Linked DNA regions of Mus musculus: region 1 is linked to region 2. Evidence: chromatin contacts called from ENCODE POLR2A ChIA-PET data. All regions are on one chromosome and are shown on one strand. Each heading gives the region's core, a stretch centred on a gene start or an enhancer-like site at or near the end of the contact. The rest is flanking DNA. Distances are from core to core; before and after follow the strand shown.

The links. ChIA-PET counts read pairs that join two places held with the same protein, here RNA polymerase II (POLR2A).
Region 1: POLR2A ChIA-PET joins it to region 2 with 12 read pairs in Patski. The contact joins the promoter of Smpd1 here to the promoter of Fam160a2 in region 2. POLR2A ChIA-PET finds 5 or more read pairs at or near these places in 2 of 5 experiments (Patski and embryonic stem cell).

Annotation. Positions count from the first base shown.
Region 1 is chr7:105,552,489-105,557,297 of GRCm38, forward strand. Smpd1 (sphingomyelin phosphodiesterase 1, acid lysosomal) reads left to right here and starts at 1,872. Exons shown (of 6, transcript NM_011421.2): 1 at 1,872-2,349; 2 at 2,734-3,506; 3 at 4,019-4,190; 4 at 4,430-4,506. The coding sequence starts at 2,044. Gm39063 (a long non-coding RNA gene) reads right to left here and starts at 1,873. Exons shown (of 3, transcript XR_869857.2): 1 at 1,614-1,873.
Region 2 is chr7:105,397,729-105,401,952 of GRCm38, forward strand. Fam160a2 (family with sequence similarity 160, member A2) reads right to left here and starts at 2,326. Exons shown (of 12, transcript NM_199009.3): 1 at 2,156-2,326. It also overlaps a transcript of Cnga4 not described here.

The DNA.
Region 1 (4,809 bases), core at 622-3,121, 150 kb after region 2:
ATTGTGTGAGAATTGAAAACTAGTCATTACAAAGCACCTGAATTAGTATTTAGCACATTTACAGAATTTGATAAATTAAGCTTTTTGCCACTGTGGATATAATTCCTCTTTTTAATTTTTTGAGGTATGGCTTCATAGCAGTCCAGGGTAGACTCAAACTTCTCAAATTCACTTTGTAGCTAAGGGTGGCCTTGAATGTCTGATTCTCTTATTTCTACCTCCCAGGTGCTGGGGTTACAGGAGTATACCCAACTCTTTCTCTATTAAAAAGGAGGAAATGAGCCGGGCAGTGGTGGCACGCCTTTAATCCCAGCACTTAGGAGGCAGAGGCTGGTGGATTTCTGAGTTCGAGGCCAGCCTGGTCTACAAAGTTAGTTCCAGGACAGCCAGGGCTATACAGAGAAACCCTGTCTTGAAAAAATAAAAATAAATAAATAAACAAAGCCAAAAGTCCCTTCTATCCTGAGAATTCTGAATTAAAGCTTTGTTAGAAGATTGGCTGGCTCCCGAACTGTGGATCCTGGGGCAAGACATAGTGAGATCCTGTCTCAAAAACAAAACAAACAAACAACAACAGATAAAATAGGATTAAAAACACTTAAGAAGACCTTTGAGAGATGAGATGTAACCCATACCTGGCACCATTATCAGTGTAAGGGCCTGTGGCTAGATAGGTCATAACCCCCATAGCGGGGCAGAGAACCTACTACTATTATTCTGCTAATAGGCACAGTATTTAAATGACTTTAGTGTACCCGTAGATCAGAGCACTTAGCAGTCCTCACCAGTGAAGCTTCTTGAAGCAGGAGAGAGTTAAACACAGACACCTACAAATGATCATCAGAGAACAAGAGACTTCGAAGTGATCCTCCCTAAATGGGGTCTATATCACACCTCTCCTTACAAGGCTAAGTGATTGAAAGTGGGACTGAAAGACTGGAAGAGCCAGAGGCAGCGGGTGACTAAAGGAAACTTTTCTGGCACGACAGGGAAGTTGCATGCAGTGAAATCGCCATGATTGTGACAGCACGCACAGGATGTTCAAGCGAGACAAAATTCCAAAGGCTCACTCCTAGCTAAGGCGTATTGGCATCGGAGAGCTCCTAGAAGAGGCAGTTTTCTTTTTAAGGATATGACGACCCCTGGTAGGTTGACCAGGCTCCAGGGCAGGTCCCACACCTAATAGTGTTGGGACCTGGGTAGAATTCCCAGCACGCAGCACGGGCGTGGCGACCTCAATACATCTATAACTCCAGTCCAGGTGGATCCTCTTCCGGCCTCCAGCAGGCACCACGCACGTGGTGCACACACATACAAAATACCCATACACATAAATAAATAATAATGCAAAATTTTAAATTAAAAGAAAGACACATTAACAAAACCTTAAGTGATTCAAGGCTGCTGTAATGGTGGCAGAGCATAGGAAATCGAGGGGAGGACCGTCCATGGCAGGTCAATCCGCTCAATGCAAGCATCGCTGCCCCAGCCCTCTCTAGTTAATCTTCTCAGTTTAATGACCAGCTGAGCCGGGCATCTATTCTAGGAATCTGAATGTTTAAAAAAAAAAAAAAAAAAAAAAAGCGGGGAGGGGGGGTGGAAGAGAGGGGCACCTGGGAGTTCCCTAAAGGGCTTCCATCAGTTCTGGGCAGAAATTATCGGGGCCGCCGCCCGCAGCCTCGCGCAGCAATGGCTCAGGGTGGTGAAGCTTGTCTCTACCGAGGTCACCTACCCACCCCAACCCCGCGGGTCCTAAGACCGCCCGGGGTGATTGGGCTGTGGCTGAAGAAGGCGGATCAGGGCGGGTTGGCGAGCCCCCTTTTGCTCCGCCCCCAAGGTTTTGACAGCCGCTCCCCCACAGTTGCTGGGCCATAAGAGGAACAGGAAGGGGAGGAGCTGTTTTGTGGCTGGCTGCTGAGCTATCAGTCAACCACAACGAAGGGTAATCAGGTGTCTCCAGCGTTACCCGGGCCCCGAGGGCCAGCCAGGGCTTCGGCCTGTGGGGCCTGGAGGGGCAAGCCAGTCCTGTCTACGAGCCTGGCAATGCCCCACCACAGAGCATCATCCGGCCAGGACCACCTCAGAGCCGGCTGGGAGCAGAGACTGGAGAGGTCCTTACCGGCACCCAGAGTGGGACTCCTTTGGATGGGGCTGGGCTTGGCGCTGGTTCTGGCTCTGTTTGACTCCACGGTTCTTTGGGTTCCTGCCAGAGCTTATCCTCTTCCTTCTGAAGGCCATTCTGTCAAATTCAGTGCCATAGCGCCGCCGCTCCAGAGTGCCTTTGGGTGGCAGAACCTCACTTGCCCCGCCTGCAAAGTCTTATTCACTGCTCTCAACCATGGGCTGAAGGTGAGTGCGTGAAGGGCTGTTGTGGAATGCTGGGGGCAGGATGAAGTGCACTGGTATGCCCGGGGGAGGGGGCAATATATTTCTGGTAGAGGGTGCTTCCTATGCATCCATGTTACCACTACCCCACTGTGACCTTTATAAAGTTAGGGAGAGTAAAGTCAGCTGGCTAATTGTGGGCTTGAAATGGTAGCACACCCTGAGCTAGAGTAGGTAGCTAGAGGCCTGGTGCTGAACTGCTGGGCAGTGTGTGGGAGATACTGATGTCTCTTTATCATGGTGACAGAGTTATCCTAGCTCCGATTTAGACATGGAAGCCTGTGGAGTGGTGGCCAGGGTTCACTTGTTCTGTCTCTGACCTAACTTCATTGGTTCCTTCCACCACAGAAGGAGCCCAATGTGGCACGGGTAGGCTCTGTGGCCATCAAGATATGCAAGATGCTGAACATAGCACCACTAGATGTGTGCCAGTCAGCCGTCCATCTCTTTGAGGACGATGTGGTGGAGGTGTGGACACGTTCAGTTCTGAGCCCATCAGAGGCTTGTGGCTTGCTTCTGGGCTCCTCTTGTGGACACTGGGACATCTTTTCGACTTGGAACATCTCTTTGCCATCAGTGCCGAAGCCACCCCCAAAGCCACCGAGCCCACCAGCCCCCGGTGCCCCTGTCAGCCGTGTCCTCTTCCTTACTGATCTACACTGGGACCATGAGTACCTGGAGGGCACAGACCCTTACTGTGCAGATCCACTTTGCTGCCGCCGGGGGTCCGGATGGCCACCCAACTCCCAGAAGGGGGCTGGGTTCTGGGGCGAGTACAGCAAGTGTGACCTGCCCTTGCGAACGCTAGAAAGCCTGTTGAAAGGACTGGGCCCTGCCGGCCCTTTTGAAATGGTGTACTGGACGGGAGATATCCCTGCCCATGATGTCTGGCAACAGTCTCGCCAAGATCAGCTGAGGGCCCTGACCACCATCACAGACCTCGTGAGGAAGTTCTTGGGCCCAGTGCCAGTGTACCCTGCTGTGGGCAACCATGAGAGCACTCCTGTCAATGGCTTCCCTCCTCCCTTCATAAAGGGAAACCAATCTTCACAATGGCTCTATGAAGCCATGGCCAAGGCATGGGAACCCTGGTTACCAGCTGATGCCCTTCACACCCTAAGGTACTTACTGTCGGTGGAAACCCAGGAAGGAAGAAGAAAGATGGATGAGGGAGAAAGGAGGAGGGAACTGGGTAGACTACTCCAGCAGGTGTCCTCAGCACTCTCTACTGCCCTCCCTAACCTGACCCTGCCTTCCCTTTAATTATCTCCAGCCACCCTCTTTTCAGAGCTAGCAGTACATCCCCACTCCCTAGCTTGTGTCTTTGCCTACAGTAGCTCTCTTTGTAAAATGAATTCTCCCTCCCTCTTTAATATCTCCCATTTTTTTCTCAACGTGGCCAGGCCTATAACATCTCCCGACAGAAAGGCCTTTGCTTTCTGACTCACCTCACTCTTTGTCCTGAATTCATGAAGCTCTCAACCCTCTGAGGCTTCTTTACTGTCAGAGGAGCCCTATAATTACTGCTGTTGGTCTTCAGCTAGGGTGGGAGCTCCTGGGGGTGGGAGATGACATCATGTGTACCTCTGCCTGATGTGCAGGACTATTGACATCTCGGTTACTTTTGTTTCAGAATTGGGGGCTTCTATGCCCTCACCCCACGCCCTGGCCTCCGCCTCATCTCTCTCAATATGAATTTTTGTTCCCGTGAGAACTTTTGGCTCTTGATCAACTCCACAGATCCTGCTGGACAACTCCAGTGGCTGGTGGAGGAGCTTCAGGCTGCTGAGAATCGAGGAGACAAAGTAAGGGGATGCGTTATGAACCGGGTGGAGAAGGTGCTGTTGGGGCTGAGGAGAAGCAGGCTGCTGTGTGTGGGGCTGAGATCTGTGAAGAGGGGAGTGTCGCTTCACTTCCTAGAACTACTGTCTTCCCTGGGTCCATGTTCACCTTCCTGTGTCCTTCGTATACTCAATCTTCTGTCACTCTACCCAAGGCTGCCTGGATTCCTCAATGCTCTGACTGCCCTTAATTCTCCCTTCAGGTGCATATAATTGGCCACATCCCTCCAGGACATTGTCTTAAGAGCTGGAGCTGGAATTATTACAAAATCATAGCCAGGTAAAGGGATAGAGGGCTTGGGTGTGGAGACTGAAGGGTTAAAATACTCTCAACAGTCAGGCAGTGGTAGCACATGCCTTTAATCGAAGCACTCTTGAGTTCAAGGCCAGCCTGGTCTACAAAGTGAGTTCTAGGACAGCCAGGGCTGTTAACACAGAGAAATCCTTTCTCTGGAGAAAAAAAAAAAGAAAGGGAGGGAGGGAGGGAGGAAGGAGAGAGCAATTCCCTCAAGCACAGAGTCTCACAATCTGGAGGAGCTACTTTGCCCATTGCAGAACGACCACCCTAACTCCTCAGGTCTAC
Region 2 (4,224 bases), core at 1,076-3,575:
GCCTTTACTTTCTATTACAAATCTTCCTTCCTCTAGTCACTAGCACTATGAAGATGCCAAACTGACTTGTTTTGTCCCTCTACCCTGTGAAACTGCTAGCTTCTGAATCTGACTCATCTCTAAAATTCCTTCCTTTGCCTACTTCACAAGGTATCAACATAATTTCAGCAAATTTTAAGGATGCTATGTAAAGCATGTCACTTTGATTTTATAATGAATTAATATAATATGTAAGCATGCATGCTACTCAGATATCTAAAGTTACATAAAATTACTATATAAGTACATGGTTCTTCAACCTAAAACAACACACACACCACTATCATTCTGAATGTCAGGATTTCATAAACCAGTAAAATATTTATTTTTTAAAAAGGTGATCAACTTTTTATTTTCATCATTTTCTTTAAACCTACCATGTACTTTACCACTAATTATTTCTCCAGTGAAAGAGCAAAGAGCACCTTAACACCAAAAAAGAACAATAATATTAGAATAAGTTACCCCTGCCCCTCTTTTGGCAGTGTTGGGATCAAACTTATAGTTTTGAATATGGAAGGGCACTCTCCCACTGAGCCACTCCCCCAGGATATAACTTTATTTTTAGTTCTTTCATCCTGTCTTATACAGATGAACGCTACCATGGACTGGATCCACAGGTCAGTGTTTGGGAACCACTACTACAACCTGTTATGCTTGTCGGTCCTCAAAAGTTCTGATTATCTGGCCAGACATATCATTATGAAGAAGGCCTCTTTGGTCTCCAGAGAGAAGAAAATATACCACAAGATAAAATAACTAGCTCTGAAGCTGAGATTCTTTAACAGAATATAAACTGAGGCTGCCTCAAATTCTCTAGGGATAGTCTTCATAGAAAGACCTAAATACTGTTATGGTTAAAGGAGGTTCAAGACACCTCAACTACATAGCCGACTGTCAGATCAGAGAGAAGATCCAGAGAATGGATCATATCACTAGTGAGACTAACTTCCCCAAATTCATGTCTGTGTGGATAAGGAGATGGACTTATAAAATACAAATAAAATGAACTTAATTATAGGATACAGAGGGAAATATGAGCTGTAAAATAGAGAAAACTTTTCAGGTGGTCTAAGTGTTTGGCATCTTGATTTCACAAATATGCACATATGTCAAAACATGTACACTTAAAGTATAAGCATTTACTGTACAAAAATTTGCTTCCACAAAGTCATGGGTTTTTTGTTCCTGCTTTTCAAACTCCTAAGAAGAGCAAACCTAAACACAGTGCTGCATATAACAAGCCATGTGACTTCCATGAAAGCAACTGCTCGTCCAATACAGATGACAGCAACAGGGAAGGAGGAATGTAGTAAGGGTGCCCAGAAGCAGGCAGAGAGAAAATATGGGTAGTTCTCTCTCTCCACCTCTCAAAACACAAAAACAAACTTCCTGATGGCCTCATTTTAAAGTCTGCCTTACAAAAGCAGAACCTGAGGAAACTGTGGTTCCATTATTACTCTGTAGATGACTAAACCTCAAACATTTTCCTTATCACAGTTACTGTTGCTTATGATGCTGTTTTGTGTGTGGTGTTTGGGGTTTGTTATTGTGGTTCTGGGGTTTTTTTTTTTTTCCTCCTCTCTCACTCTCTAACATATCTATGGGCACAGGGCGGCCAAGTGCACAACACTTGCGCCTGTACTTTACTTGATCGTAAACTATTGCTCTCCCTGGACAGGGCATCCAAGGAGGCCCCACAACCAACCTCAGCTCTCATGCAAGTCTCATAACCCTCAAGCCCCTTTCCTCCTCTGCCCTGCTTTCAACTGCTACACCAAGGCACAGCCATCCCCCGCTGGTTCCCGCCTTGGCCTTTAACGCTCCCCATCCCCGCACAGGCCTTACCCCCTCAACTCTTGTCCCAGGACGTCCCTCACCTTTCCAAGCTCAGCGAACCCACACCCTTTGCAAACGGTGGTTATGAGTTCCTTCAACTGGGCCCTTCGGAGCTGGGCCCAGGATCCCCTCCAGCGGGCTTCTTCCTGGTGCACAGCACCTAGGCTGTCCCCTGCCCCCCTACCTCAGATGTTCGCAGCCCCTCACCACCTGCCAACCCTTCACCCTGTCCCTTCAATTCCAAACCCGGTGCCGTCATCCCGAATCCCCTCGGCACCTTGCGCCTCTGCGCGCGCCGCGGCCCACGCGTCTCTTTCACTTGCACCACGCCGCCCTGCCCGGGCCTGTCGGCGGCCGGGCTAGGTGAGTTCAGGCCGCCGCCATCGCTCCTCAGGCGAACCAGCCGCGCCCCGCCCCGCGCCACACGCAGCCCGCGCCCCCGCGCACCTCACGCAACCGCCCAGTGACGCACGGCTGGGCAGCGGCGTGCCAGCTCATTGGTCCGGCCAGGCCCCAGCCAGAGCGTCGACGCCCGTTTCCTGGCAACGGCCGAGCGCAGGGGCGGGGTCTCCGTCCGCATTCCAAGAAAGGAGCGGCTCCACACTCTCAGGCCCCGCCCCCTCGACCCGCAGACTCCGCCCTTCTGAGGATTCTGGCGTTTTATAGGGGACGACTGAGAAGAGGCGGGGACAGAGGAGAGAAATTCGAACCGGAGGGCAGAAGGCTGCTCTAAGGGAGGGACAAGCTTCTGAGGCTAGGAAAGAGTAGGCTTTGGAAGGCACTGGGAGAGATAGAGGGCGAGGACGAGGGGGCGGGAACACAGGCCCTGGGCGGTGCTTATAGCGTCAAGTGGGCAGGGCTTTTCCTAAAGGATAGGCCAAGGGCCAGTCTGTGGGCAGGGCTGTAGAAAGCTCTCCTAGACCAGGCTGTTTGCTACCAAGCTAGTTTGTTTCCACCAGACTTATGCACGCCGGTTGGATTCTACCTTCCTACCCGTGAAGACCGCCTCTTCCTAGCTCTCCCGAAGCTTCCGTGACCTCGTAGAACGTGGAATAAGTTCCTACATGACAGCCTGGATTCCTGATCCGTTAGAACCTGTCTCAGTCTTAGGGCTGCGAAAGGAAAAGCGTCTAGAAGCAGCACTTAGCATGATCCCTGTTCATAGAGGATGAAAGAGCTGAGAGATGGCTTCAGGGAGAAATGCTGGCTGAAACAAGAGTGAGAAACACTAAGAGAATTAGCAGTTTCCGATAAAATCTGTAGTTGATTCTATCAGTGTTACCTGATTGTGATCATTCTGTGATTACATAATATGATGGATGACAGGGGGGCATGGGTAAGGAGTTTACAGCTTTGTGTGTTGTTTTTGTGACTTTTCTGTGATTCTAAAACTGGTTCAAATTAAAAGTATCCATAAAGAAGAAAGAAATAAAAATTTCACCCTAAAGAATTAGCTATCCCAAGGCAAGGCAGAATGGTCAAGACCCGGAGAACACCTGGAGCTGGGAGCATGCAAAGCAAAGATCAGATGAGAATGAAAACGGAATATATAATACTGCGGGACTAGTTGACCGTGTTAGTTTATATTATAGTCTTGGAATTTTATACATAGTCAGGTGGACAGGGCACCTTTGCAAATGGTCATTCAAAAGCAAAGCCCAAAATAGGATCAAAAGGATGTAGAAAAGGGAGTTTGTGGACACTGGGAAGGGTTTGAGACTTGGGTAAAGGGAAGGGAAAGGATTAAATATTGACATCCTGTATAAATTAAAAACCATCAAAGGGAACCAGAGAGATACCATCCTGGTTAAAGCACTGGCTGAGCAAACGTGACAGCCAGAGTTCAAATTCCCCAGAATCTACATAAATACCGGGTGGGTGTTGTGATCCACCGGGATCTGTCCTTGAAAGGTGACTCTGTTTTATTGAGAGAACCTGTCTCATTAAATCAGATGGAAGAACAAACAAGTGTGATTCCTTCCATCAGTCTCAGGCCTCCACAAGCACACACACACACACACACACACCACTCAAGGGCATACTCACAAATTTCCAGAGCTGAGGCATTGTTATGAGAGGTGGGAGTGACAGTGACTAGAAAGAAGAAGAGTGACTCCTCAAGCTTATAATAGTTCTGCTTCTTGAGCCAAGTACTGAGCTGGGTAAGTTCAATTTGTGAAAATATATCAAACTATAGATTTCTCTATTACTGTTGTTCCAGTGATAGTGGTAGTTACTATGTTGGCTGTATTAGTCAGCTGTCCATCACTGTTCCAAAATGAGATTAATAACAGAAAAAAAAAAAGTTTATCTTGATTCAGAAATTTCTGCCATGCTTGCCTTTGG